Regions from separate parts of the Homo sapiens genome. Here region 2 is linked to region 1. Evidence: chromatin loops called from intact Hi-C (ENCODE). Cell type or tissue: psoas muscle. All regions are shown on one strand. Each heading gives the region's core, and the rest is flanking DNA. Links, peaks and the distances in the headings are about the cores only.

Evidence for each region. A loop is a pair of places that touch in the nucleus more often than their neighbours do. Peaks named below come from ENCODE experiments on the same cell type or tissue, not always from the same donor. Only the 100,000 strongest peaks of a DNase experiment are listed, where the experiment ranks them.
Region 2: it touches region 1 in a loop (5-fold over the local background); 2 of 110 quality-filtered maps call a loop at or near these places.

The regions. Positions count from the first base shown.
Region 1 is chr1:53,473,767-53,486,173 of GRCh38, forward strand. No RefSeq gene overlaps it. Among named protein-coding and RNA genes, the nearest start is that of DMRTB1, 21 kb to the left of the region's middle. RefSeq lists an enhancer at 10,061-10,681. In psoas muscle, for the core only: a CTCF peak has its summit at 11,876 (motif pointing right); a DNase peak (open chromatin) is centred at 11,895; H3K27me3 peaks cover 1,695 bases.
Region 2 is chr1:53,532,464-53,547,589 of GRCh38, forward strand. All of the region lies in intron 4 of GLIS1 (GLIS family zinc finger 1), which reads right to left. Among named protein-coding and RNA genes, the nearest start is that of DMRTB1, 81 kb to the left of the region's middle. RefSeq lists enhancers at 6,931-7,898, 7,899-8,866, 13,667-14,166. In psoas muscle, for the core only: a CTCF peak has its summit at 9,477; a DNase peak (open chromatin) is centred at 9,848; H3K27ac peaks cover 563 bases.

The DNA of each region.
Region 1 (12,407 bases), core at 4,408-12,407:
GGTGTTGAGGTGTAGATTAAGGTTCCTTTTTTTGCCTGTGGATGTCCAGTCGCTCCAGCACCATAGACTCCTCCACTGAATTTCTTGGTGCCTTTGTTAAAAATCAATTGAGCAGATGTATGTGGGCCTATTTCTGGGTTCTCTATTCTGTTCAATTGATCTGTGTTTTGAACAAACACACATACAGTGGCATATGATCCACACTTTTGCATGTCACTATGTTTGTTAACATCAGATCAGGGTTTCTGAGCCTTTTTTTCATGCCATGAACCCCATCGTCAGTCTGGTGAAGCCAGTGACCCCTTCTTAGAGTAGTGATTTAAGTGGATAAAACAAAACGCATAAGGTTATAGAGGAAACCAATTAGGTTTAATACACTTGTCAAAATAGAGAAATACATTTGCCACTTAGTAATACATGTTATTCCTGGCTAACACATTAAATACCAAGGTCTAGCCGTGGATCTAATCACTAGTAATAGTTTCAAAGTAGTGATGTAATTGATCTTTTGAGATACGTGCCACAACCGTAAAGTGAGACGAGAATATCTGTGATTTCTGTCAGTGACCAAGTCACAGCTAATTCTACTGGGGTTTTGGGGCCTACATTCATAATTAAAGGAGACACTGAATTATAGTTAGAGGTTAGTGAAAAATCAAGCTGTGATTCCCTCATCCTAGTTCACAGAGCCCTTAATTCTCTCTAGGACCCCAGTTATGAACTTCAGCATTAGAGCTTGAAGATCCTCACATCTTCTTTCTTGTTAGCAGCTGTGTAGTATTTCGTTGAATTGATGCACCCTTATTTAATCCTACTAAGAGACGTTTAGGTTGTTTCCAATCTTTTGCTATGACTGCTAACTTAATTTCCTGAAGGTTTCTCCTGCTAAGGTTTTCTTCTCAAGCAGGGCCACTACGCCAATCCCACTGCATTCAGGATAGACCCTTAGCCAGTCTGCGGAGGATGTCTGGGTAAGCAGGCTCCAGCCTCACCTCTTACCCCTTCTGGAACTGTCCAGCCTCCATACAACAGCATCCTTTGCTTCTCCCAAGCCTAGGATCAGGGGTTTCATGACAGTCCTGGTGAGCGAGCAGTTGGGTAGGCGGGCTGGGGAGGGTTCCCCAAGCTGTGCGGCATCCTGTGAGCAGATGTAAAACTCCTCTGTGCCTTTGTGCTACATTTTATTAACAGCAGATCGCAAGATGCTAACATTTTATCATGTCAGCTCTTGCATTTGAGCTAGCACAGGCATTGGCCTGTGAGTAATTAGCTGCTGGGTGGTGTCTTTTCTTCATCTTCTTTCTTTTTTTTTTTTTTAATTGAAATCAGAAAATCTGTTTTCTTTTCTTTGTTTCTTTCTTCTTGGTAGTAGATGCAATCCATGGAACACTCCACGTGGACTTGGCTGTTTCTCCGCATTCATGGACAATTAATTTCCAGCTATAATCCAGTTTCCCACCAAACACTGAGTTGCCTCCCAACGCTGTCGACCACTTGCTGGAACAATTGTCCCCCCTTTGCATGGGAAAGCAAGATATCATGACACTTTGTTCTGATGTGCAAAACATACCTGGTTTTGAGACCCTGGCCATTTCCATTGTCAGTCTTTAATTAAATCAGTGGTTTTCTACATCTGGCTCTTGGATTTTTAATTTTTCAATTTGGACTGATTTTTTTTTTTACTACCGTGGCATATTCACATCAGTCATGGAGTGATGTCAGCCACCATCTGCAACATCAGAAACAGCCCATGTTCTATCCACTAAGGCAATAGCATTTATTGGGTGCCTAGGACATGTTAGGCTTTGTGCTGGGCCCTTAGGATGAGCTAGATATTGTCCTTATGCATTGCAGCATGAGCGTCCGAATACCCAGATATGAGCATTTCCCCACATAAAACTCTTCCCTGGTTCTCCGCTGTTTGGGGGATTGAGAGGCAAAGGTCAGTAATCAAAGTCCTCTCACAACCTCCAGTTCAGCTGACCATTTCGGGGGTTTCTATGCCACATTGTCCCCGTTGCATTAGAATTTCCCAAAATGCCTTCAGCCCTTGCTCACGCAGCACCCTCTGCCTGGGTCACCCCTCCCACGGGGCCTCCTCCCTACTCCATGGAGCCTGTTCTGAGCTTCCCCAGAAGTCCAGCCTTGCTCTCCTTTGTTCTCTGTCCGTTGCTGCCAGGCATGGCTTGCATATGTCTCCAAGACATTATTGCACTTGTTTCTTCTGTGCAATTCTTCTTTCTTCTTACCTCGAGGGTAAGGATTACATCTCACTCACTGATTGAAATCACCAGCCACAACTTCGTGGCCAAATCCAGTGGACAGTTCTCTGTCTTCTGCTTCCTTGACCTCCCGCTGCATTTGCACACACTTCTCCAGACTTCAGGGCAGCACTCTCCTCTCATCTGATTCCTGCCTCCTGGGCTGCCCCTCCTTCACTCATGCTCCTCCTCCTTCTCTGCCTGCCCTCTGGCTATTGGGGCTTCAGCCCCTCCTTTATTCTTGTGGATGCTCTTCTTCTGGGGTGCTCATCCAGGTCCATGCTTTTGCTCCATCTTGTGTGCAGCGAGGGCTCGCCTGGGCTCCAGACTTATGTCTCCTTTGTTGTCTCAGCCTCTCTGACTGTATGTCTAAAAGGTGTCCTGGCAGTGGGGGTTCTGGTAGGAAACGGAGGCCAACTTGGTAGGTTCAAGAGATTTAATTTCTTGATTAATCACAGTCCACCAACTCTTAGAGTTGTGGGCAGGGTTAAGGGAAACAAAGAGACACTGGTGCCCTCAGAGACGCTGCAGCAGGAACTCGTTACCATCCCAGGGCCAAAGGGACAAACTGGTGTCCCCAGATCCCAGAGCGAATGGGAGCCTGTGGAGGAAGGTCTGCCCTGTGCGGTTGTGCTCATGAAGACATGTGACTGCAGCCAGGAAAAGCAGCCCTGCACACAGAGGGACCCGGGAGAAGCATCCCTGCCGTGCTCTCCTCCTGCCCTCTGCTCTCTTGCTAGTGCCATCCACTGTCCAGACCCAAGCCGACAGCAGAGGGTCAAGGGGCCTGGGCGAGGCCATTCACACACCCTGGCTCAGCCTCATGTGGCAAAGAACAGGGCAGAGAAGGGCGAAGAATAGGCTGGGGCGGGGTGGATAGACAGGACTAACACAGTCTGCCCCTTTGCTGCTCAATGTCTATTCTTGCCCTTCTTTCAGAGCAAGAAACTCTAGTTTCCAAAATGGGGGCAGAGACACAGAGCCCGTCAGCCACCGAGTCAGCGTGCAGCAATGGCATTTCAGTCATGCTCCCACCAGAAGCCTAAACCAGAACCCTAACTCAATGGTAGGAGATGGGGAAAGAAATCAACCAATAAACACAGCCTGCAGGCAGTGGCTGTAGTCACCACGTCTGTAGCTGACCAAGAAGCAGAGGACAGTCATCATGGCTTCTTTCTTCCAGCACCCACCCCATGCTCCCCTCACCCTTGGAGCCCCTTGGCTGGTGATAGTTCTCTACCTGGTAGGTGACCCAGTTCTTCAGTCCTGCCAGGCCCGAATCCCCAGTCAGCCTGCTTTGGTTGCCTGCTGCAGTTTCCCCTGGCAGTTAGAGGACATGGGAGCACCTCTCCCTGACCTCCGTGGATGCCCAGGTTCCAGGCAAAGCTCCCTTTTTCTCATCTGGCAGCAGAGCCCAGCTGCTGCATGGTGATCGAGCTTACCCAACCAAGGCACCGTGGTAACTGTTTGCCTGTCAGCTCAATAGCACGAGGAGTCTGAGTAGCCAACAGCAGCCCCACTTTCTAAGGTAACGGCATCACAACTGTGTTTCCTGGCGGAAGACTTTGAGGAGTAGGACCTCCAAACCTGCTTAGTTCAGCTTCCTCAAAACCAGAGTCCAAAATGAGGTTTCATGCACCTGTGACTTATTAAGAAAGCACTCCCAGGGGAGACCAGTCAGGGAGAAGGGGAAGGACAGGGAAGGGGAAGAACCCCAGGAAGGGCCCAAGTTCAGGCAAGCCTCAGCCCGAGCCTGAGCACATGGGAGCGCTGGCATGTATGTGTCCCCTGGGAGTTAGGTGGACATGAGGCGGGGCAGCTGGCTGTCAGCCTCTGACTCCCTCCATGGTTAAGGGCTGCCCCAGCGGTGAAGTAAATTCCCAGCCACCTCCAGCTGCCTGAGCCAGTGTGCCAGGCAGGCTCTGGGAGTCCAAGGGATGTTCTCTGAAAAAGAGCCTCACGTGTGGCTGTTAGAAACAAAAATACACCAAAACCAGGAGGCCCAAAAATGGGAAAAAAGAATCCGAGGGAAATCTGGGCAGAGCTCCAACATTATCTGTTATGTTGCAGAGATGGGAAACAAGAATTCCATAAGTGGGTTATTAAGGTACAAGAATGAGGGGGCTGTGGTGATGGGTGCATAACTCTGTGAATGTACTAAAACCCATCACATTGGCTACTTAAAAAAGGAAATTTATATGACGTGTGAATTATATCTCAATGAAGTTGTTATTAAGAAAAGAAGGACTGGGGACACTCCTGGTGGGAGACAGCACCGTGTACTGGTCCCTGGCTAAGGACGCCACCGGCCTCCAGGACAGGGCCCTGCCTCACAGTGTGCTGCCTCCCCGCTGGCTCCGCAGCAGAAGCTTCAGCAGGCCATTCCACCATCCCTCAGACTAGCTACTAGGTGCAAGCCTGTGGCCATCCTTCTCTCACTATCCATTGAGTTGCTGGGTTGGAGGCACTGCAGTGTGGCAATGGGTAAGGCATTCCATATGGCCACAGATGGCATTACTGGCAGAAGCATCCAGTAGAGAAGGCAAATCTCTGTCCAGATTCCCTGGGGATGAATTTCAGCACCCCTCCTGATGGAGACTGTTCCATGTAATCAACTTGCCATCACCGTGGTTTCCTGAGGGATGGCCAAGTGGGCAACATTGGTCTATGTGATTGGCAGCCTGGGATCTCAGCAGCAGTAGGCAAATTGGCTTTGGTGAAAAAAGTCCCTGTTGTTGCGCCTGTGAAAGGCCCCTCTCCCTATGGTTATGCACTGAATACTTATGTCTCCCTCACCAAATTCATGTGTTGAAGGCCTAACTTACAGTGCCTGTATTTGGAGATGGGGCCAAGATTACTCTAAGAAACTAATTAAGATTAAATGAGGTTATAGGAGCGGGGCCCTGATCCAATAGGATTAGGGTCCTTAAAAGAAAAGGCAGCTGGGTAGGGTGGCTCATGCCTATAATCCCAGCACTTTGGGAAGCTGAGGAGGGCAGATCACTTGAGCCCAAGAGCTAAAGACCATCCTGGGCAACATGGCAAGACCCCATCTCTACAAAAAATAAAAAATAAGAAAATTAGCCAGGCATGGTAGCATGGCTGTAGTCCCAGCTACTCAGTAGACTGAGGTGGGAGGATCTCTTGAGCCTGAGAGGTCAAGGCTGCAGTGAGCCGTGATCACACCATTGCACTCCAGCCTAGGCAACAGAGCAAGACTCTGTCTCAAAGAAGGACACTGTCTCAAAATAAAAAAGACACCAGAGTGCATTCTCTTTCTCTCTCTCTCTCTCTGTCTCCCTCTCTCTCTCTCTCCCTCCCTCCCTTCCCCATCCCACCCCCATGTGCACACACCTTGCTCACACCTTGATCTTGGACTTCCCAGCCCTCAGAACTGTGAGGAAAACATTTCTGTTGTGTAAGCCATGCAGCCTGTAGTATTTTGTTATGGAAGCCCAGGCAGACTAAGACACTGGCTTTGATGGTCACTTAGTTCATGAGCCCTTTGAGCAAGGACAGGACTAGCTGGGCAAAGGGATTAACTGATACCCACAGGATGGGTCCTCTTGTTTACCTAGTTATTGAGAGCCTCCTCTGCAGTGGTTGTCTCCTGGTGGGCATTTATGTGGGACATGAATATCTTCCCATACTGTGCCTTACAATTTTTTTTTAATTTTAAAATTTTTATATATTCTTTATTTTTGTAGAGACAGAGTCTCTACAACATATGCTATGTTGCCCAGGCTGGTCTTGAACTCCTGGCCTCAGGTGATCCTCCCACCTCGGCCTCCCAAAGTGCTGGTATGCCTGTTTTGAGAGGTCTAGCTACATACCTACCTCCTTATAACCAATTTTCCAATCTCATTTTTTCCCATTCCTTGAGCACCCGTAAATCCCTGCCCATGCATTGATGCAAATCCATACCTCAGCCTGTCTTTCCTTCCATGAAGTGAGCAATTGAAGGAACCAGTTGAAGTTCTCTGCCCACAGGAGGATCTCCTTTTGCCACTGTCTTTTGGGATAGTCCCTGAGTGGAGCTGTCATGCAGCCTCCATGCTTCTGGCTAGTGCTGGCATACCATGCACACCCATTTCTAAGCCAAGCTTCCAGAGGTTTCTCTTCTGTTAACTGGTCAAAGGGGATTTCACAAAAGACATGGCAAAGAAGCAGCAGCAGGTTTTGAAGGAACCTAGGCCAGGTGTTCATATAATTTACTTGTAACTTCTGGACCTGTTCCAGCCCAATTTTGTGCATGTGTTTCCATTAAATGCTAAGAATGCTGCATGCTGAGTGCTGCTGCTCATAGAGGGTCTCCTTTCACCAAGGCTGCTCACACCCAACTCTATGATTTGGAGGAGCAGATGAAACCTAGTGTATCAATTTTCTATTGCCATAAATTGGTACAAATGCAGTGGCTTAAAACACCTATTTACTAGCTCACAGTTTCTGTAGGTCAGAAACTGGGTAGCAGCATAACTGAGTTCTCTGCCCAGGGTCTCACCAGGCTGAAATCAATGTGTTGGCCAAAACAGCAATCTCATCTGAGGCTCAAGGTCCTCTTCCAGGTTCATACAGGTTGTTGGCAGAATTCAGTTCCTTACAATTGTAGGAATGAAGTCCTGTTTTCTTGCTGGCTGCCAGTTGGAACTCACTCTTAACTCCCGCTCTTGTCCTAGCCACGTGGCCTTCTCAACACAGGCAACTTCTTCTTCAAAGCCAGGACAATCTCCAGTCTGCTATGATAGTTTTATATAATGTAATTGTAGAACTGACTGTCCCATCATATTTAGACACAAGGGGAGGGAAGTCTATGGCCATGTACGCCAGGGGGCGGGCTCTTGGGGCCATGTTAGAATTCTGACTGCACACCTGGTTTATGACGTGCACTTGTATCATCATACAGCAGGAAACGGATAGTACATTCAAACTAAGACAATTTAAGGAGACTTAATAAAGGAACTAATAAAAAGATTTGACAGGAAATGGGGAACGAGGGGTAGCGCGGTACCTAGAGAGCGCCCTTACCATTAAGCCTGGAGGGGTGCGGGGATGGGACAGTTGGTGGACCCTGGGAAGAGAGAGTGCCGTAGAGAAGTCAGCTGTGACTCCCATCAAGGGACAGCCTACAGGAAGGGCGCTGGGAGCAGAAAGACTCTCTCTCCCCCACCCTCCAGTCTCCTGCTATGGCTCCTCAATGCTGAGCCTAACCAGAAGCCAGAGAGCCCCAAAGCCCCTTGATGCACTCCCCACAGGTCAGCCTCCTGGGGCACAGAGCAAGGGAGGAGAAGGGAGAGAAATTAGGGGCAGGGGTGGGTGCGCAACAGGAAGACATCTAGCCAGCGGCTCGGGACACAGCTGTTGGGCGTCCCATGGCCATAGAGGTCGGTCTCTACCAGGGCCAGTAGCCAGACTCAGCTGCCTTTCTAATGCGGAAGAGCAGCTGATGAGTAGAGCATCAGGGCTCCAAGGCAGAGGGCTCTGTGCTGTGACACTGGGGGCACGTCACTCCCACCTGCCACCCAACCTGCCTAAGACATTCCACGCTCCCTTGGATCTGCTGGGTCACAAGGTCTGTGTGTCAGGGCAGCTCGCACTGTAGCCAGACCTAATGCACAGCCCTTTCTTACTTGGAGCCCCTCCAAAACTGGCAGCCTCACCAGTTTCCCAGGAAGTAGGTCAGAGCCGCACTCCCAGGTGTGGTGTACGCATCCTCGGAAATCCAGAGGTCCTGCCAGCACCATGCCTCTTATCTACTGGCAGATGGTACAAGGTATAGCCATGTACCTTTCAGAGGAGAATTCCAAATTCTGTTACCTCCTGCCTGCTGGTCTCCTACTGGAAGCCAGAGAGTGCAGGAGCCCAGGAGATGCTGTCTGTGGGGGTCAGCCCCCTGCACACGGAGCAGGGTGGAGGCTGCATCTGCTTGTGACCTGCAGAGGGAGAGTAACCACCCCCACACGACACGCATCAGGTCAGTCCCCTGCCCCCAACCCACCAATGGCCTCTACTGCTCTTCAAATAACCCCCTGACCCTTGGCCTGGGCCTTGAGATTTGGAGCCATCTGGCCCCCACCAGGTTGGTACATGAGAGACACTCATCATTGGTCCAGGACACCTTCACTTGTTTGTTTGTTTGTTTTTAATAATGTGATAAGCACCCATGAATCCATTGCTCCAGACAAAAATCCAGGCCCGGACAGTATCTGACCTCCAGCCAGCGGACCCCCATTGACTCTCACCTCTCCGGCCTCAGCAGCCAGAACCCGGAATCCCTTTGCCTCCTGCACTTGCTTTGCTTGTTGGATTTCATTGCATCCATGTGTATGCCTAGATGGTCTTTTGAACAGCTGTTTTAGGATGTAGTCTTTGGGGCGAGGCTTCCTCACTGAATATGACGTTGCTCACATTCACCCATGGTGTGGTGTTGTGTGCTGCTGCCTTCTCTGCTACAGGGTACTCTGGGGGCATCCTGGGGTTCTCGTGCTCTTCCTCTGGCATGTGGGCATGCAGGTTACGCTGCGGGGAGCAGGGCTGCTGTGGATGTCACTGCCCAGGTCCTTGTTGGTCCACCTCTCCCCACACCTGCTACTCCCCTTCCTTTCTCTCACCCCCCGCATGCCAGCCACACTGGCCTTTCTCCATTCCTTTGAGCTCGTCCCCACCTTGGGCCTTTGCTCCTACCGTTTCCTCTCCCAGGAATGCTCTCCTTGCCTGGCTCGTCCTCATTCTGGTTCAGCTTGATGGCATCTTCTCAGATGCCTGCCCCAACCCACTGGGCTCTGTAGCCCTCCCCTCCAAACATCTGTCCCCTTGAGGGCAAAGTATTCCTGGGGGGCTAAGGGAGGGACTCCAGCAGATGTGGCTGGAGCACAGGGTGAGAGGGTGGGGCAAGAGATGCGCTGGAAGCGGTTGGAGAACAGATGCCGGAAGGGCCTTGAATGTCATGCCAAGCAGGTCCGAACACGCCCCAGGCTTCAAAGTGTGTTAGGATCCAAGCCCCAGAGGAGGCCTCCGGCAGCCAGAGCACTCCCCTAGGCCCTTGAGGAAGGGCAGCTACTACATGTGCTTCAATATGAGGCAAGAGGTTCTCCCCAAATATGGCCCTCAGAAAAGAGGGGGTTGCTCGTTTTGAGTCTATATAGTTTCACAGTTTTTAGGGGGCACTTGTTACTTTATTTTGAAAATCAAAGTTGTGGCTGGAGAATGCACGTTAGATTAAAACATCCTCAGCTGTTATGGATGCTCCTGAGGGCTACCTGCAAAAGTGGTGGAAGGAGGATGTGGAGAACCTTCTTACTAACAGGCACCATCCAGAGCGGTGTGACCCGGGAAAGGTGACAGTGCCTGAGGCCACTCAGCCAGGCTGCGTTCTTTGAAGCATGGGGGCTACACAGCGCAGGTTCATCCTCCTTGTTTTCAGAAGGGGAAACCAAGGCCTGGGGAGGTGAGTGACTTCCCGAGGAGCAGAGCCAGGCCTGGAATGCAGCATCTCTGCCTCCAAGCGCTTCCAGCTTTTTCAGTGTAAATGCAGGGCAACGCGAAGGGCACAAGGGACACAGACCTTTCTGCTTTCTTGGCCTTGGTGGCATAGATGATGCTGTTGTGGGGAGCATCAGCTTTGCAGCCAGGAGACCTGAGTTCTAATTCGCAGCTTCTTCCCGACCCAGCTGTGTGACCTCAGGCAAGTTACCTCCCCTTCTCTAAGCTGGCTTCTCTGCGAGTGGAATGATAGCAGTGCCCTTTCCTGGGCTGCTGTGAGGCTGCAGCCTCTGCAGAGGTGGGAGGGGGTCAGGCCCGTGAGTGTGGGAGCCAGGGGTGTGAAGGGGACACCAGGGTGGGGTAGGGGAGCTGTGTCCTCTCTCTGAAGTGGCCAATGGGGCAGCTAGGATGTGGCCCTGCTCAAGGGGGCCCAGGTGCAGCAGAGCAGGGGCAGGAGGGGCCTGGGTGGCCATTCAGCTGCACTCACAGCCCTGTGCCCAGCAGGTCCAATGGTTCTCACCATGGGAACATGTGTTTGCCACCACAGGCCTTGGATATCCTGTAAAACTCACAATTTGTTCAAAAGAATAAAGAGCATGAAAGGGGCTGCCCGGCCTTCATCCAGGGCTGGCAGTGGTGGGAACGGCCCCGAGGCTGCTTTCCATTTAAACAAGATTTGGAGGCGTCTGTTCTGTCAGAGCTCTGGGTCGGGAAGCCCTCCCCGGCACAGATCGTGTGCTCGACTCAGGCTTTGGATGGAGGACATAGGACCTCACTTCCCCATCTGTAAACAAGGGTAACGATGGGGTTATGACATGTGATAAAGGATGAATGTATGCAAAGTGCTTAGGCCTCAGTGGGAGAGCAGGTGCTGGGAAGGGTTATCGTTATTTCTATAGGAGACAGATGTGTGCAGACTGACCCCCGAGGAGCAGCACTGAGATTCAGGGAGACTGGGTCTGGGGGACATGGGAGGACCCTGATCTGCTGGAAGAGGCAGGGAAGCTTTCCTTGGTGGAAACAAGGGACAGGGTAGACAGAGGTGGGTCCCAGCAGAAAAAGTGGCATGTGTAAAGGCTCTCAGGCGGGAACAAGGTTTTCATATTTGAGGAGCTAATAGAAACTCCCCAGGGCTGAGAGGCAGGGGCCAGGTCGCACGGGATCATGCCTTAGAGGCTACCAGCCTGGGCATCAGTGAATGCTTCCCAAAAAGTGACACACGGGCTTGGTGTCAAGGAGCAAGAAGGCATTAGTATTGTACAGAAGGGTGTCCCAGGCAGAAGGAACAGCATCTTCGGAGGCCTGGAGTCCAGGGAGCGCAGGCACAGTGTATGGTGAGGCCATGCCGGGCCTGGGCCGGGCCAGCTCCCATCCCTGTCTGTTGGTCAGGAGGACGCAGTTTCACTTTGTCCCACTCGCCTCTACCTCCGGGAGACTCAGCACACCCAGTGTATGCAGCCAGCTAACAGGGATGAGATGTGCTGTCTGCTGAGCTGGCTCTGGAGACCCAGGTGCCATTTGGAGCCTGTGAGACCCCTTCTTAGGGGAGTCTCAGCCAAGAATCAGGACAGCACCCGGATCTCTGGCCTAAGTGGGTGATGTGCTGAGATGGGAAAGTAGGAGAAGGGTTTTGGGGTGCTGAGCAGGAATGTCTGTGAGAAGCTGCAGAAGGGGTGGGGGGCAGCTTCCTGGGGCTGAGCTCAGGAGGGCACCCTGCACTGGGGATGGAGAGCGGATGCTGTCCGCGCAGATGTGGTGTGCAGTCCTAAGGGGCAGGGTGCCTGCGGACAGGGACGGAAGCCTGAAAAGGAGGCAGCCGGGGGATGGAAAGAAAGCCGGGACAGGCGGGAGAGGCCTGGGTTCCGAGTAGTGGGCTGAGAGTGGCACTAAAGAGAACAAGAAGGGTATTGGAGTGATCGTGAGGTGGTAAGAGACAAGTGAGTGTCAACACATCCTTTACAAATTAGGCTATCACCAGGAGGACAGAAATAGGGAGGAAGAGACGAGGGAAGGGGTCTGTGGGGGCCAGCGGGGATCAGCAGCCTCCAAGGTTCTTTGGGTTCCAATCTTCCCTGACGACTTGGTTTATTTATGGCCAGGGGCTTGTGGGGAAGGCAAAGGAGTGGCCGCGAGGGGGCGCCAGGACCTAGCCCAAGCCCTCCTCCAAGCGGAGACTGGGACGCTCTCGTCTTTACTCAATGTGTTTCCAAGGGGATGTGAGCTGCGATGACAATTTTGAGTTTCCATGAAGCAGGGTCTCTCCTGTCCTCCATCAGAGACTTGCGGCCAGTCCTGCCAGTGCCCTCTAGGCCCCCATTTCCGTTGGTCCGTGGTGGTGCCCTCCTCACCCAGGTGGTGTGGAAGTGGAGGGGTGGATGGGAGGCACGGGCTGAGAGAGGGCCCACGGGGCCTATGCCTCCCTGCCCGGCCCCACCCATGCCCCGTGGGGCCCCGTGAGTGCTCTTGCCTGTAAGGACGCCTCCCAGCTCCGAGGATATTTATTCACCAGCCCGACCTCCACAAGCACGTGGGAAGTCACCAGGACTATGTTGGTGAGGAAACTGAGGCACAGGCCACTGCATGCTTTCACGCTCACCTGCCTGAAAATCCCCGCTGCAGGGAAGGCTGCACTCTGGGCTCTGGGGCTAGGGTGGGCTGTTTCTTCTC
Region 2 (15,126 bases), core at 4,685-12,684, 59 kb after region 1:
CACCCACAGCTGGGTTTTAGAAGCTGTTCTGCTTCCTACTTCCAGATGTTGTGCCTTTTTCATGCATCCAAACCAGGAGGAAATCCTGTTTGGGCAGTAAATAGGCTGCAAGCCACCTCCCTTGCTCGCCTGCAATGGCCTTGTGCCAAGTTCACCCCAACGTGAGATGGGGGAGCCCGGGCTGGAGAGTGGGGCTTCCTCTCAGCATCCTTTGTTCCCCTCTGGCCCATGCAGGGCAGGGAGGTATCTACAGCAGAGGACAATAACTCCTCCAGGCTTCGTCATTTTCCTGACTGTGGGAGAGTGCTGGAAGGTGGACCATGATCGATACATCATCTTCTCCCCGAGGTCTGTGTATTCCTGCCTTGGCCAACCCTCTGCTCAGCACAGTTGCTCTGTCTCTATTCGGACTGTCCCCCTCCTGGGACTCCTTCCCTTCCAACTCTCTGACCATCTAATTCATACGTTTTTCAAACACAGGATCTGCAGCTTGGTGTTCATGGTCTTCCAACATGGACCCAACTGCCTCTCCCATGCAGACGCTCCACGCGTGATCTGCAGGAGTGAGACTGTGTCTGAACAGTCCTGAATTCTGTTAGGAATTTCCATGCCCTCAGGCCTTTACTTCAGTTGTTCCCTAGGCCTGGAATGCCTTTCCTTTATTTGCTCTTTTAGCAAACATCTACTCCTGTTGCTTAAGCACTCTCTCTCAGAAGCCTGCCTCAAACTTCCCCACCCCATCCTCTGTGACACCCATGAGCTTGTGGGGTAGGTTTTCCCTGCACAGCCATGGCCTTCTCCCCATGCCTCCAGGCTGAGAGTTTGAGAGTTCCTTGAGAGCAGGGCTGGCATCTCAATCATGGGGCAAAGGGTGGGACAGAAGCATGATATGGGGGTTGCTGGGCATGCAGTCCACGCACCCCTGTGAGTACACCCCCTTACCCCAGTGTGCAGAAAGGTACCCCGATAAGTGCGTGTGCCCTGATGCCTGTGCTGTGCCCATGTATGTTGGCCCAGCCTTGTTCTGCTCCCCGCCCCCTGGAACTTTCCAGAGCTGAGCCACAGGCTGGGGTATAATGAGCAGCTGGCTGGGATGCCCTGATGAGAGTGGCCCGTCCCTCCAGGTGGAAACAGAGGTACCAGCAGACGAAGGGGCACTGCCCCATCAGGACTGGTCTGGGATGAGGATGCTGCAGGCACCCCTGGCAGAGCCAGAGTCATGCCCCATCAGGACCAGCATCCCAGACACGCCAGGGGCCTTGAGGGCCTATGGGATCTGCCTGCAGCTGGCTGCCAAGGTCCCTGTGGTCCTTCCTAGTCAACAACTGCACAGATGGGGACAACAGAGGCACAGAAAGAGGGATGAGAGCGACCATCAGTTCAGCACCTATTGTGTGCTTGGTTCTGCTGGGCCTGGTGCTGTCACAAATGTGGCACCTTATCTTCTTCACTGCCCAGTAGGCAAGTATTACTGTCTCCACTGACAGATGGGGAGCTGATGCTCAGGGTGCAGCCAGCACAGGGGTTACACACACGGACCCTGGTGTAGACCCAGCCCAGGGGGAGCTCTCTGGGTCCCGGGAGCAGCCTCCAATGAGTGCGAGGTAGCCTTTGGGGTGGGTGTGGCTTGAAGGGCCCCCATCCATAGGCTGTGTAGGGCTGGGAGGGCTGCAGGGAGGGAACCCCCACCATTGGGTTGTGGGGGCACAGATGCTGCAGAATGGATGCATGGGGCTTGTGAGACCAGAAATGCAGCCATCTAGCACGTCCCTGGCTTCGACCTTGGTTTCTCAGGTGGAGGGAGGACTTACCTTCAGGTAATGGCACCACGACCCGAGGGCATCGTAATGATTCCATGGGGCCTGCACCACAGGGAGTGCCACTGGGGCGGGGCCTTCCTGACATCCCGGTCGCCTCAGGCTCTATGGTACATTTGTCCTGGACAGACACCTGCTTCCTGCTGCCAGTGTCCAAGGGTACAGGCTGGCAGAGCAGACCCTGGACCCCCACTGCAAGGGCTGAGTGCCTCTATGTGGGGGGTTCAGAGAGGGAGATTGTTCCCCCTGTGCCAGGGGCACTGAGCCTGAGCTATGCCATAGGCAGAACTGCCATCTCTCCTGAGAAAGAAGTGCCTGCAACACAAGGTAAGCCCTGTGGCCTGAAAGCCAGCTGTGCACCCCATCCCTCCACCCCCACCTGACCACCCACCCCATCCCTGCTACTGTGCACCCCCCATCCTTCCACTCACGCACTTCTGCGAGTCACTCACTCATCCTCTCCTCTTTGAGCACACAGGTTCTTATCCTCCTGCCTCACTCAGCTGCCCCTCTGTGTGCCTGGCAGTGTGCTCTGAGCTGAGACCCAAGGGCGTCAAAGACCCATAGCTCCAAACACACTGGAACTTGTTCAGAGCCCTAGGAAGGGGCTGACCCGGGGGCTTCTGGCTGGCAGAGGCTGGGGAGCTACAAAAGCCTTCACAGAGGAGCTCAGCCCTGACACCCAGGCAGGGGCTAGAAACACAGAGCCAGGAAAAGCATTCCAGGGAGAGGGCAAAGCATGAACAAAAGCAGGGAGGCTGGAAGAGGTGGGATATGTTCTGGAAACAGCTAAGGATCTATTGAGCAGAGAAGGAAGGGAAGCAGGGAGAGGAGAGGTGAAAGTAGAAATGGGAGTTTTGGGGGCTCCCTTCATTCAAACACATGGGGTAGTGGTTCCTTCTGCAGCAGGCAAATTTGGGGATTTTTGATTCTAAAGACTTCACAGAAGCCACTCCATGCAAGGACTGATGTGGCACAGGCTCTTCACTTGAGGGACTCTGGTGCGACTTCTGCTGGCTGGACCACCCCAGGTCACGCAGGGCTGATGCCCTGGGTCTGAGCTGTCACTGTTTCTTCCATCTACCTTTACTAAGCACCTACCGTGAGTCCAGGCACTGGGCTGGACCGGTGCAGGAGGGTGCGACATGGGCCCCTAAGCCTCAAGCACATATGGCCCTGAGTTGCTGGCACATGGCCAGCCCACCTTGGGGCCTCTCAGTCCCTCATGGTGGATGGCTGGGTGGGTATGGGGCCCCTGACCTCCCACCTTCTACCTGGATGCTTGAGCCAGGAACATGTTCCCTCCTCTCTGGGCCCTGCATCCAACTAGTCACCAGCCCAGGAAATGCCACCTTGTAATCACCTTCCAGGTCTGCCCCCTTCTCTTCTTATCCACCCACTGCCCTAATCCACACCCCAGCATCACTTACCTGGGTGACTGCACAGGTGCCATCCTGCCTCCCTCCTGCCTTTCCCAACCCATTTCCACGAGCTATCTGAAAAGAAGACTTAAGCCCATAGCTCTGTGTCCCTCCCTGCTCAAACCCTGCATGGTTCCCCAGTGCCTCAACATGTACAGATCCTCACCCTGGCATTCTGGCCAGCATGATCTGGTCCCTTGGTGCTGGCTTGGTGGCATCTGTACCCTCCAACCCCCGTACCCACACCAATGCATTCCAGCTTCAGATCAGCCTGGGTGCAAAGCTGGCCTCCACGCTTCCCGACCCGATGAATCAGGGTGAGCTCATTTCACTTGTCAGAGACCAGATACCTCAGATGTAAGAAGGGGCACACTGTGGGGGCTCTGTGAACCACTGTGTGCAGAGGCATCAGCGCTCTGACGCCATCTGTCCATGCAGAGAATGATACAGGCACCTTCTGTCGAGGGTGGATTTGAGACACACTGGCTCAAATAACCAAAAACACAACAGACTGATCTGGCTAGAAGGAAGGGCTCCCACACCATGGGAACAGAGAAGGTGATACTGAGGGCAGGGGGTACCCAGGATGGGGAGAAGGAAAAGCAGGCATGTATAACAATCTTGAAAAATGTAAGAATAGGTGGTTAGGTTTTTCTTATTTACCCCAAAATACACAAACAGTAAAACATATTTGAAGATGAAGTTGGGGTGAATTCAGAATGACAGTAGTGACTGGGTGACACTTTCTCTGACACCTACCGTAGGCCAAGTGCTGTGTGTGTTTCATTTAATTCAGACAACGTTCCCCGCTGAGGAAGCTACTTCCCAGCCCACTCTGCAGAATAAGAAACTGAGGCTCAGAAGGGTGATGTCACTGGCTCCAGGTCACACAGCCAGTCAGTGACGGAGCAGGAATCTGACCTTGGGTCTGGCTGATGAGTCTATATGTGTCCCTAACCACTCTGGCCACTGCCTCAGGGACTCCTACCTAAAGCACCAAAAGACAAGTTCTCTCTCAGGAGCTAGTACTGTCATTTCAAACCAGGCGTCACAGGTTCCATTCCTGGGGCAAGGCCAGGCCTGGGCCCAGCCCCAGAGCTGACGCTGGGAAGGGAGGATGCCCACAGTGGATGCCTCCATGCAGAAAGGAAAACCAGGTGGCACAGTGGAGAAGAAAGTACCAGCTGATCCACAGAACAGCCTTGAAAGGCCCAATTCCCACATGTGGGGTGTGTTACAGCAGAAGATTAAAAAAACGGGGAAAATACCCCGGGAACCGTGAAGCCCCAGACCATCTGGAGTTTTATAGTGACAGGCAGGGGAAAATCAGAACCTAATTGAAAAATGTCCACTGCAATCCATTACTGCTGCGTGCCGCTCACAGAGCAGAGGGCAGGAGATGAAAGACAGAGGGGAGCCATCCCAGGAGCCAGGCAGGGGGTGGCATCCTCGCCTCTGGGCCAAGCCCAGGGACCCCTCAAGCTCTGGCTTGGGGAGGGGGAGGGCTGAAGCCCAAGATCCGCTGGGGGCTGGCTCAGACGTTCAAGTTGCAGGGTGGGTCCACCTTCCTCAGCAAGCCACACTCAGAGCCTTTTATGCATCTGTGGACGGGCTAAGAGCATGCAGGGGAGCCCCAGCACAGTGCCTGGCGTGCCGCTGGCACTAGGTGATGGCTCTTCTCTCCCTCTGGCTCCTGGGGAAGAACCAAGGGCCCTGTTTCACATGTGAGTTGGTGACACCATGCCGCAAACCAAAGTGCTGCAAATCAAGTCACGCAAACAGAGGTTTGTGCTGGGGATCCACCACCGGGAGCCTGAACCTGGGCTAGTCACGCCTCATTTCTGTCCTCGTTTTTCTCTTCTCTAAAATGGGGCCACCACAAACGGCTGGTAGAAGTAAATAAAAGAATATGCCCAGTGTAGGAACTGGCACATAGCTGGTGCCTAATGAATGTCAAGTTTCCTGCCTGCGGCTGGCATGGCCCAAAAAGGAGGCAGGGTTCAGTTTCTCATGCTCTAACTAAGAATCTGGACACAGAGTGAAGAGGAGGTTTGGGGGAACAGGGCATGGCACGGGGGCAGGGGAGGAAATGCCTTCAGTTTTAGCATTTGCCAGTGACTTGCTTCTAAATAAACACATTTCTGGTTTAAGGGTAAAATATATTGGGTTACAAAAGTCTGGCAGGCCATTCAGGGATCAACTTCTCATTTTTGTACGAACTTTTAAGTTACTTTACAACAATGATGTGGATGGGAGAAATGCAATGCCAGCTCCTTCTCCAACATGTCAAATAATCCTGCGTTTGGCCAGCTTTAAAGGCCAGCAAGCTGGGCACTGAGGGCCGCTCCTCGCTCCTGCACTCTGGGAGGGGCCGCTGGCTGGCCTGAGGTTACTGTCCTGTGCTCCCCCGTGGGGCTCCTTGAGGGTCTCCTCAGAGTTTGGGGCTTCGCCAGTCCTCTGTGGGGAGGTTGAGGCAAGAATGGAACGGACAGACGGGAGGAGGGTCCTGGGGGTGAGGCTGGAGGGCACTGACCCGGGCTCTTTGATTTGGACCGTGAGGCTCTCGAGGGTCTGGTGTTTGGGGATGCAGTGCCACCTGCATACATGAATGGAAAGTGGGGCATGTGCGGGGACTGAGCAGAACAGCAGCTATCACATTGACCATGTGCCTAGGACTGGGCCAAGCTCTCCCTAAACACCATCTCACTAATCCTGCAACCCCTATTGTTACAGAGGTGGAAACTGAGTTTAGGTGAAGTGCCAGAGTCCCAGCGCTCACTCATGGGATGGAGCCTGGGTTCACCTCCAGTGCCGAGGTCTGTGCCCTGGGCACACTCTGGTCCCAGGTAGCCATGATCGAGCACTGCCATGAGAGGCAAGACCATCTGCTCACTGGGCCTTCATAAGCAGCTGGCAGGCCAGGGAGGGCTGGGGGCACACAGTGAGGCAAGGGAGAACAGGACAGAGGGACCATACACCTCCTCTGGGAGCCCATGCGGGTGGGCCTGTCCTTGGGAGGAGGATCTCAAGGCTGAGGGGGTGGGGGCTGCAGACACCCTGACCCTTCCTCACCAGGAACACACTGACAGCTCTGGGCTGGGCTCTTCTCTGGCAAAAGTTCCTGTCTGGGCAAGAAATGGGTTCCTGTCCCCAGCAGTGCAGTTGAGGCATCTCCTGGAAAGGTGGCCGGCCAGCAAGGATCAAGAGAGTCACCCTTCCAGGGCATGTGGAACCCCCGAAAGTAGGAGGTGCAGGAGGGGCTGAGTCAGCTTCTCTTGGGCCCAAGTGGACAGGTGGGATCCAGGGGCTCTCCCAGTGCAGAGCTGTGGCTAGACATCGTCTGGAATGAGGAAAGAGGCTCTGCCAGGGGCCAGGGCTCCGCAGAGAGCACACAGCATAGAATGGCTGACACATGTACACCAAGCCACCAGCCACAGGCCCAGAAACGTGGACACTCACACACTCTGATGTGAACACCTCTCCCTCCAACCAAGCCACACGTCGGAGACAGCCCCAACACACACCAACACACACACATGGATTCACACACACACACACACCAAGACCCAGAAACTCCCTCACACACACACACACACACTACACCTAAACACACACACCCCAATTCACCCACACATACCATATCCCCACATATATACCACATAACACACCCACACATATCATACCACACACACACTCCACAGCACATGAATGCACACCCCACACACACACCATACCACACATCACAGCACACCCCCAATACATACACATCATACCTCCCACACACACGTACCACACCCCCAACATACACACACCACACCACACACACACATACCACACGGTATACACCCCCCCACACACACTACACATCATACACATAAACTGTGTTTACACCCCATGACTCATATCACAAAAACACACAGGCCAGGACACACATGTTCACACATATACCCAAAGACGTCCAAGCCCCAGACCTGCCACATTCACAAACACACTAACCCCCACCCACCAGCCACACCGACACACTGCCCCACGCATAGCACAGCACACGTGGAAACTGGCCACCTGGAACATGGATGTGCGTGTGGGGTTCACTGAGGGGCTGGGTCCACTGCGCCTCCTGACCTCTGAGTGGTGGCTGGCCTGGCCTGGCCTTGGGGACAGCATGCATAGCCTGAGAGATCTCCACTGACCTCTCTAGCCCAATGTCTACTTCCCTCCCCACGCTGCAGCCACAGGCCACACATTGCCGCCTCCACGCCTTTGCCCATGCGGTGTCCTCTGCTCAAGGTGCCCCTGTTCACTGGCCAGTCCTCCTTGTCACTCTAGGCTTGGCTCAAGCCTGAGGCCTTCCCAGTTCTCTCACTGTCATCCCGATGCTGCGGCCAGGACTGCCGGTCCCTTACCACTCTCCTACCATTCAAGCATCACACACTCCTCTCAGAGCTCGGCCCTGGGAGGGAGAGAGGCAGACATAAGACCCCAGCGGTGAGCCTCGCACAGCCTGCCCCGCCCACACAGCCAAGCGGAGAGGAGCATGTTCCCATTTGCTGGGGGATTCTTTTTAGGTGGTGCAGTGCCTCACCATAAGCCCTGGGGGTGAGGCTGTGAGCGCTGCTTCAGGAGGAAGAAGAGGGCCACAGTGAATAAAACGGTCTCTCCAGGCCTCCAGCCTCAACCCTCTCTGCAAACAAACTCGCCCCACGGCCTCAGCAGGGGTCTCCCTCCCCCAGGGATGGCCTGGGGCTCAGGTGCTTCCTCCTCTTCCTGTGAGCCTCAGTGTTCTACTTGCAAATGGGGTGTCCTCCTGCGGTGGACATCAGGGTGTGGCCTTGGTACTGGGCACAGGACAGGTGCTCAGTAACATTAGTCCCCTTTTGGGATCCTCTCCCAAGTTCCAAGAAGAAATAGCAGGAGAGGGGTGGTGAGCAACACCTGGGTCTGAGATCCAAGTCCAGCCCTGGCTCTGCGTGACCCCGGCCCAGCCACCTCCCTTTCCTGAGCTTCACCCCGAGCTGCCTGCCCACCAGGGACCGCCTGCCCAGGATGGGGCAGTGGGGCGATGGTACAGGTGACAGACGCATCCATGCCCAGCACTGTACAACATACATCTGGGGCTGCCTGGGGAGGGCGGAGGCCAGAGATTCTCCACCCACTGCCTGAAAGAAAACCCAGTGTCAGGTCACCAGAATTATCACACACGTACCACAGGCAAAGCTCCCTGTCTTGAGTGGGTGGAAAGAACCTGCCAGTGTGCACCTGAGGCTCAGATCCCACCAGAAATGTCCCGTGAGGCCTGAGACCTCCATCTTGCGAGGGGGCAGTGTTCAGCACCAGGCCAGTGAAGAGTGTGGGGGTGGGAGCTGGGCTGGGAAGATCCACTGGTGTGTAGCTCCTGGAGCCACAGTGACCTGAGAGAGTTGGGGGTGGGAGGCCACCAAGAGGACTCTGCTTAGTAGCAGGATAAGCTCTACCGGGAGAAATGGTGAGCCTCCCGTCCCAGACGCTCAGGGACAGAGCCGGATGATGTGTACTCATCAGGGCTGCTCAGAGGGTGCAAATAGTTCCTAAGGTTACCTTCAGGAGATCTCCTTTAGGGGACAGCCCACAGTTTTAAATTGGTCTGGCCTGCCACCTGGGGCCAGTGGTATCAATAGGCCAGGCTAACCTGCCTTGGTCCTCCCCACACCCACCCAGCCACCCACATGATTGACCAAGAGGCCCCAAGGTGGGCTGGCCCTGTGCTGGCATCTCACGGCCATATGTGCATGAGGCCTAGTGGCCCACATCACACCCTCCTGCACTGATCCAGCCCAGTGCCTGGACTCACAGTGGGCACTTAGTAAAGGTAGATGGATAAAAACAGTGATGGCCTAGACCCAGGACATCAGCCCTGCACACGCACTCAAGTTAGGGAAGGGAGGTGAATTGCAGTGGGAAACCAGTCACACACACACAAACCAAAGGAAACCAACCAGGGAGGGAAGGAGAAGCTGGGAACAGACAGAGGCAAACCCATCCGGTGGCCAAGTGCCTCCATCTGCAAAGCCCTTCTCTTCCCTGGCATCACAGCAGCCCTGTGAGAGGCAGGACGGAGTTGCTGCTTTTGAGATGGGTAAACTGAGGCACCAGGTGGTGAAGGAAACTGTCTGGGGGTCTGAGGCTCGGTCCGTTCATCCTGCAGCTGGGGGAGTTTGGTGAGGAAGGTGCCTGGTGCACAGGTCTGTAATCCACAGCTCCTCCTGTGGCCAGTGATGATGGCACCTGGGTGATCACTCACCAAAGCTAAGGAAGGGGGAGGGCCACAGCCTTGGCTCAGAGGCCTCTGTTCAAGGGCTCACTCAGCTTCTCAGCAGTTGGGAGCCACTGCCTCCTCCCCAAATGCCCCACTGTCCACAGTGACATCTGGTTATAAGCAGGTGCCCAGCAGACTCAGCCAGAGGAGCCCCCTGGGCCAGGAACCCTGAGGATATCCCCTTCCCTGATGGGCCTCGGTTTTCATCTGTCAAAGGGGTCCGTGTGGAATAGCACTGCACCTCCACTCAAGCGCCGGGGGGAAGGAGATGACTTAGCAGAAAGCAGAGCAGACAGGAGCAAATTCCTGGCTTTTGGGTTTCAAAATCCCAGGCCGCAGGGCCGAATGGAAAGAACTCTGGACACGGATGAGTCACAGGCAGTTAATATTTCAAATGATGTTTCCGCCATAAACCCATCGGAGAGTGCCCAGCACAGGGGCTGGCACAGAGCGGGTGTTCGTGAACATCTGTTAATGAATGAAAGAACCAAGCAACAAACAAATGAGCCTTGAGGGAAGTGTGGGGCGGGTGGGGAGATGGCTGGCTGCTCAGCAGTCACCTCCCAAATTAGTTGGGGGCTGGGAGAGACCTTGTGATGAGGAAAGAGCAAAGCTTCCTGTACTTCCACCCTCAAACGATGCTCCAGCTGGGACAGGGACATTGGAGGGAAGCCAGACGCATGTACATGGCATGGGTCCCTAAAAGCTGCGAGGTCCTGAGCTCTGCCCCTTCACCCCTGGGGCTACGCCCTGGGGGTGCTGACAGCACCACTAGATAGGTCTGTGGGACCTGAAGCAGGGCTGCTCCCAGCAAGGCCCAGGCTACCTGGGGCATCCAGGCAGGACTCTGGCTGTCTCAGGGAGGTCCCCTCCCCGCACTATGGAGAAGACACTGAGTCTGGGCTGGCCCTGAGGCAGCCTTTAGATGGACAGGGACAAGTAGATTCTGGCCAAAGATGGGGCAGGATGGTTCAGCAGGTGTCAATGTGATAAATGACTCTACGGGCCCCTTGGTTCAGTGTAAGCCCCCCAAAACCCAGAATTTGCATGCAACTATGAGAGAAGATGGGCAGTGATCTGTGAACTGCCAGAGATTTGCTACCCAGCATGTGGGGGCTCAGGATAGGAAGGGAGTGAAAGGAACATTTAAAGTTACATTTTTTTTCTCTTTCTCACTCCAGTTTGTGGACTTCAGGTTTGGACCTGACATAAGTGAAACAGAGAGCACTAGCAGTCCTCCCTCACGGGGAAGTGGTCCTCCCTCATGGGGACGTGGACACGGGAAAAGCGAGGAAAACTGCCGCTGATGGGCGCCCTCAAGTCAGGCCATGCTACTCTTTCGGCGGACTGCCTTGTTTAACCTCCGGAGTGCTCTAGACAGAAGGTGCCACCGTAATCGCCTTTCCTAGATGAGGAGACAGAGGCTCCCAGAGGGCCTGAGCCCAGGGCCCCTGAGGAGTGAGAGCAGCAGTGGGAATGGAGCCAGGGTTGAGGAATGAGCCCAGGGCTGTCTGATAGCAAACCCCTGGCCCCTGTGCTTATGTTGCATTAAGTCAAAAGCAGAGTGGTCTATTGATTTAGGAAACACTAGCCCAAGGGGAAGAAATGACTACAAACAAAGGACTAAATGTTTCCATGTCAACAGAAAATAATGCTAGCAACAACAGCCACTGCAGTAAGCGCACTGGTCTCTCTTAAAACCCCAAATCGCCAGCTGTTCGGCTCAGAACAGGTTGGAAAGTTCTGGAAGGGTGTGGGGGAGGTGACCCACCCCTCACCTGCATCTCGGATGTCCCAGGGGTCTGAGAGGGAAGTGGTCATCTGCCGGCCAGGCAGGCCATCCGGCTCTCACATGAGCCTTCCCTCTTATTGGGCAAGGGAGAAACACCCCGTGGCCACCACTTGCAAGAGAGGACCGTGTCACTGAGAAAAGTTACATCCACACGGGAGAGCAGGAAGGGGCCCCTGAGGAGAAGCACGCTGTGAGGAGCTCCATGGAGAACCAAGGGGTGGCGGGAGGAGCCGTTCTGGGGCGCGCAGCCCAGCCCAGATGCCTGGCTCAGCAGAGCTGCGCCACCCGACTCAGAGGGACGCCTGGAACTCATTAGCATTATGTCAGGAATAATATAAAATTAAAACATTTAGCTTTGGCTTCTAAAATTAAGGAGGACAAAAAGAAAAGGATGCCATTGTGCTGAACCGCTCGGCTATGACCTGGGCACCAATAATTTACAGAAAATAGATCACTGCATTGCACTTGGGCCCAGTCAGGAGCCCGGGGTTGCCAATAGGGCTGAGGACTAAGAGAGGAGCCCGCAACTCTGCTGGAGATGGGAGAAGGGGAAGGTTGGGAGCCAGGGTGCAGTCCGGCCCCCGGGGCACAGTGAGGCCTTCGGGCAGCTCACTTGCCAGGGCAGCACCAGGTACATGTGCATCCTGCCACTCTCTTCCCTGGCCCCCCACCTCTAGGCTGGCCGTTGCTCCCAGATCCATCATCTCTCCTGCAGCAGGGAGACCCCTAAATTGCAAGCCTCTCCTTGCCACTCCCAAACCCTATGGGTGGCTCCACTGCCTTCAGGATACCACCCTCAGCCCAGCACTTCCAGCATCTCGCCGACTGACCTCTGGGGACCCTCCAGCTGTAGCTGGCTCCCCAAGCTCCCTGGTCCCTCTCCAGGTTCCTGTTACACTGACCACTTGGGCCATCAGAACTTCATATCTATGTGTTTTTATATATGCTGTTCCCTCAGCCTGGAATTCCCTCAAGTCAGGCTCAGCTCCAACACTGGTTTCTTTGTGAGGTTCTGGGCTTTGGGGCAGGTCCTGGGCCCAAAGCCTCTCTGGGTTCACCCTAGCCCAGGGGTAAATGCAAATGGCTGGGCTGGGCTGCGTGGGAACCCAAGCCTCACACAATGTCAGTACTGGCCAAACCTCCAAGGACCTCATGTTGTGGGTGGGGACACCAAGGCAGCCCAGAGAGGGCAAGGCTCCCCAAGGCTTCCCCTGCCACCAGCTTTTTGCAGGCCCCTGGATCCTTAGGGCAGGCTCTTCCTGCTCCTGTGTGCTCATTGTGGGAAACAGAGTGCTCAAGAGTCATCCAGACCTGGATTCAAATCCTGATTCCCCTCCAATTCTGTGAAAACCACCTAATACCCTAATTTGTCTGCATTGCCAGGGAGGTAATGACAGTAGAGTATCACCCCTCCCAGGGCTGTGGAGAGTCAGCATCAACACGGCAGTAACACAGTCTACACTACCTGCAACCCCATGCAGAGACACTGTGGTCCATGGACCCCAAGGACAGGGGGCCTGATGGGGTAGACACAGGCTCCTGGCTCCTCAGGAAGGCAGTCTGGGCAGAGTCCCCAAAGCCTGACCTGTCCGGCGGCATCATGGGGCAGACTGTCATGCTTTTATTCAGTCATTCATCAGCCATTCATTCATTTCCTCACTCGCTTATTCACTCAGCTAACTGTTCATAGCCAGACACCCAAAATACGCTGTTAGTGAAAAAATCAAGTACCTAAACAGTAAGTATAGTATGATTCCATTTTAGTAAAGAGTGTAATTATACACACAGAGAGCAGCCTGGAAAAATACTCCAAAATATTAAACAATGGTTATTTCTGAGTGGTGTAGTTAGGGATAACTTTTCCTTTTTTCCTTACATTTCACTCTCTACTTTCTACTTCTTTACATATTATACTTATTGCTTTATATTTTACACTATGTTGTTTTGCTAAAGTTTAAAAAAATTTACAGTGGGCAGCGTCATACTTTCATGGACAGATTTAGTCACAATTCTAGACTTCTTGCCTAGTGCTACGTGTGCCCTTGCGTGAGTCGCTGCAGAGGGCGGGACCCTGGATGCCCCCTGCTGCATCTGGAGCCAGATCCGGTCCATGCGCTGGCTCCTGTCCTACGTGACATGAGCAAAGGGCTTTCCTCTGGACTCATTTTCCACATAAGAATACAGGGACAACACGATGGCTTCCAGAGGGGATCTGAGGATTAAGGAAGACATGGATGGGGACCAACTTGCCGAAGGGCAGGGGATACAGCTCATGGTGACAGTGGTGTGCCTGCATCAGGGAAGTGAGACCCACCCACCGATGCACTGAAGGATGTGGGTGCCTCCTCGCAGGGTGACGCCACCAAGCTCCTGTTTCACACATGATGGCCAGGGACGCCTGAGGAGGCAGGGGGCTGGTGTAATTAGATACTGGTGACAGGCAGACTCACTCCTAAGAGCAGAGGAGCCAGAGGCAAGCCCACGCCACAAACCTTGGCAGGGAGGGCGAGGATGACATTTCACTCTGCAGCAGCAGCCAAGAGTCATGGGGCACTGGGGAGGAGCGAGTGCTCCCTCAACACCATCTCTGCAGCCTCAGCCAAATGTCTGGGGACACATCCCTGAGCCATCTGGATGGGGTGCAGCTTCGGATCAGGAAGACCAGGTTCAAGTCCCAGCCCTGCTGCTTACTCGCCTGTGTCCTCAGGCACGTTACTCAGCCTCTCTGGTCCTGGAGGTGTCTTCTGGAAAACGGGGTTAACACTCCCTGTTTGCAGGTTTATTGCAACGACTACATGAGATGAGAGATGGCAGGGCTCGTCAATCTGGCCTTGGGACAGGGTCCATCCAGCAGTGCCAATACACCAGCAACAGGTGGCACACTCCATGCAACCGACACCAAGGTGCCTCTGCTGCTATCATTCTCTTCTGCGGCCATCATTCTCTTTCCAGAATGTTCTTCTCCTGCCACTTCATCTGGCTGAGTCCTGCTCATCCTCCAAGCTTCAGCTCATAAGCCACCTCTTCCAGGGAGCCTTCCTAGATTTCCCTGTTGTTAAGACTAGGCTGCCCTGGGGTCCCCCACCATGCCCTTCCTTCCATCACAGCCCCTGGACTCAAGCATTGTAACTGCCGGGCTCTGCGCCTCTTTCTTCCCCTGACTGGGTATGGAAGGCTGACACAGAATGGACCTGGTCCTGACTGGCCTCTTATTCCAGGGCCCAACAAGGGACTGGACATACAGCAGGTGCTCAGGGCATGCTTGCTGACTGCAACGCTGTGCTCGATCAGGGTTAGCCACCCTTGTTTCACCTCACCGCTGGGGAAGGAGAAAGGCTCTTTTCTTTTAAAATCCCAGAAGGTCTGAGTTGAAAGGGATGTTAGAGGACGTCTACCCATTTTGCAGATGGGAAGACTGGGGCTGGGTAAGGCGAAAAGACCTGCTCAAGGCTGCCCAGTACATGTCAGTGGTGACACAGAGACAGAGAGCCAGGGCTCCAGACTCCCAGCCCAGTGCCCTCTGATCCTTGGCCTCGGGGCTGTCTTTTCACAGCCAGAGAGAGGGCAATAGCCAAGAGCTGCATGCTCAATGGGGCTGAAGGTGGCAAGACCAACAATGCACCCTGGTCTGGCCACCTCCATCTCCCCTCGTCAGCACGGAACCTGCCTGAGCTCTACTGTACTTCTCACTGCTGGCTCCTGCCTTTGATGGATGGAAGGTGTCACTTACCTCCGCCAGGCTCCACTTCCCAGGCCCTGACCCAGGCAGGGCTCCCCCAGCACACCTACCCCTCCAGAACGTCA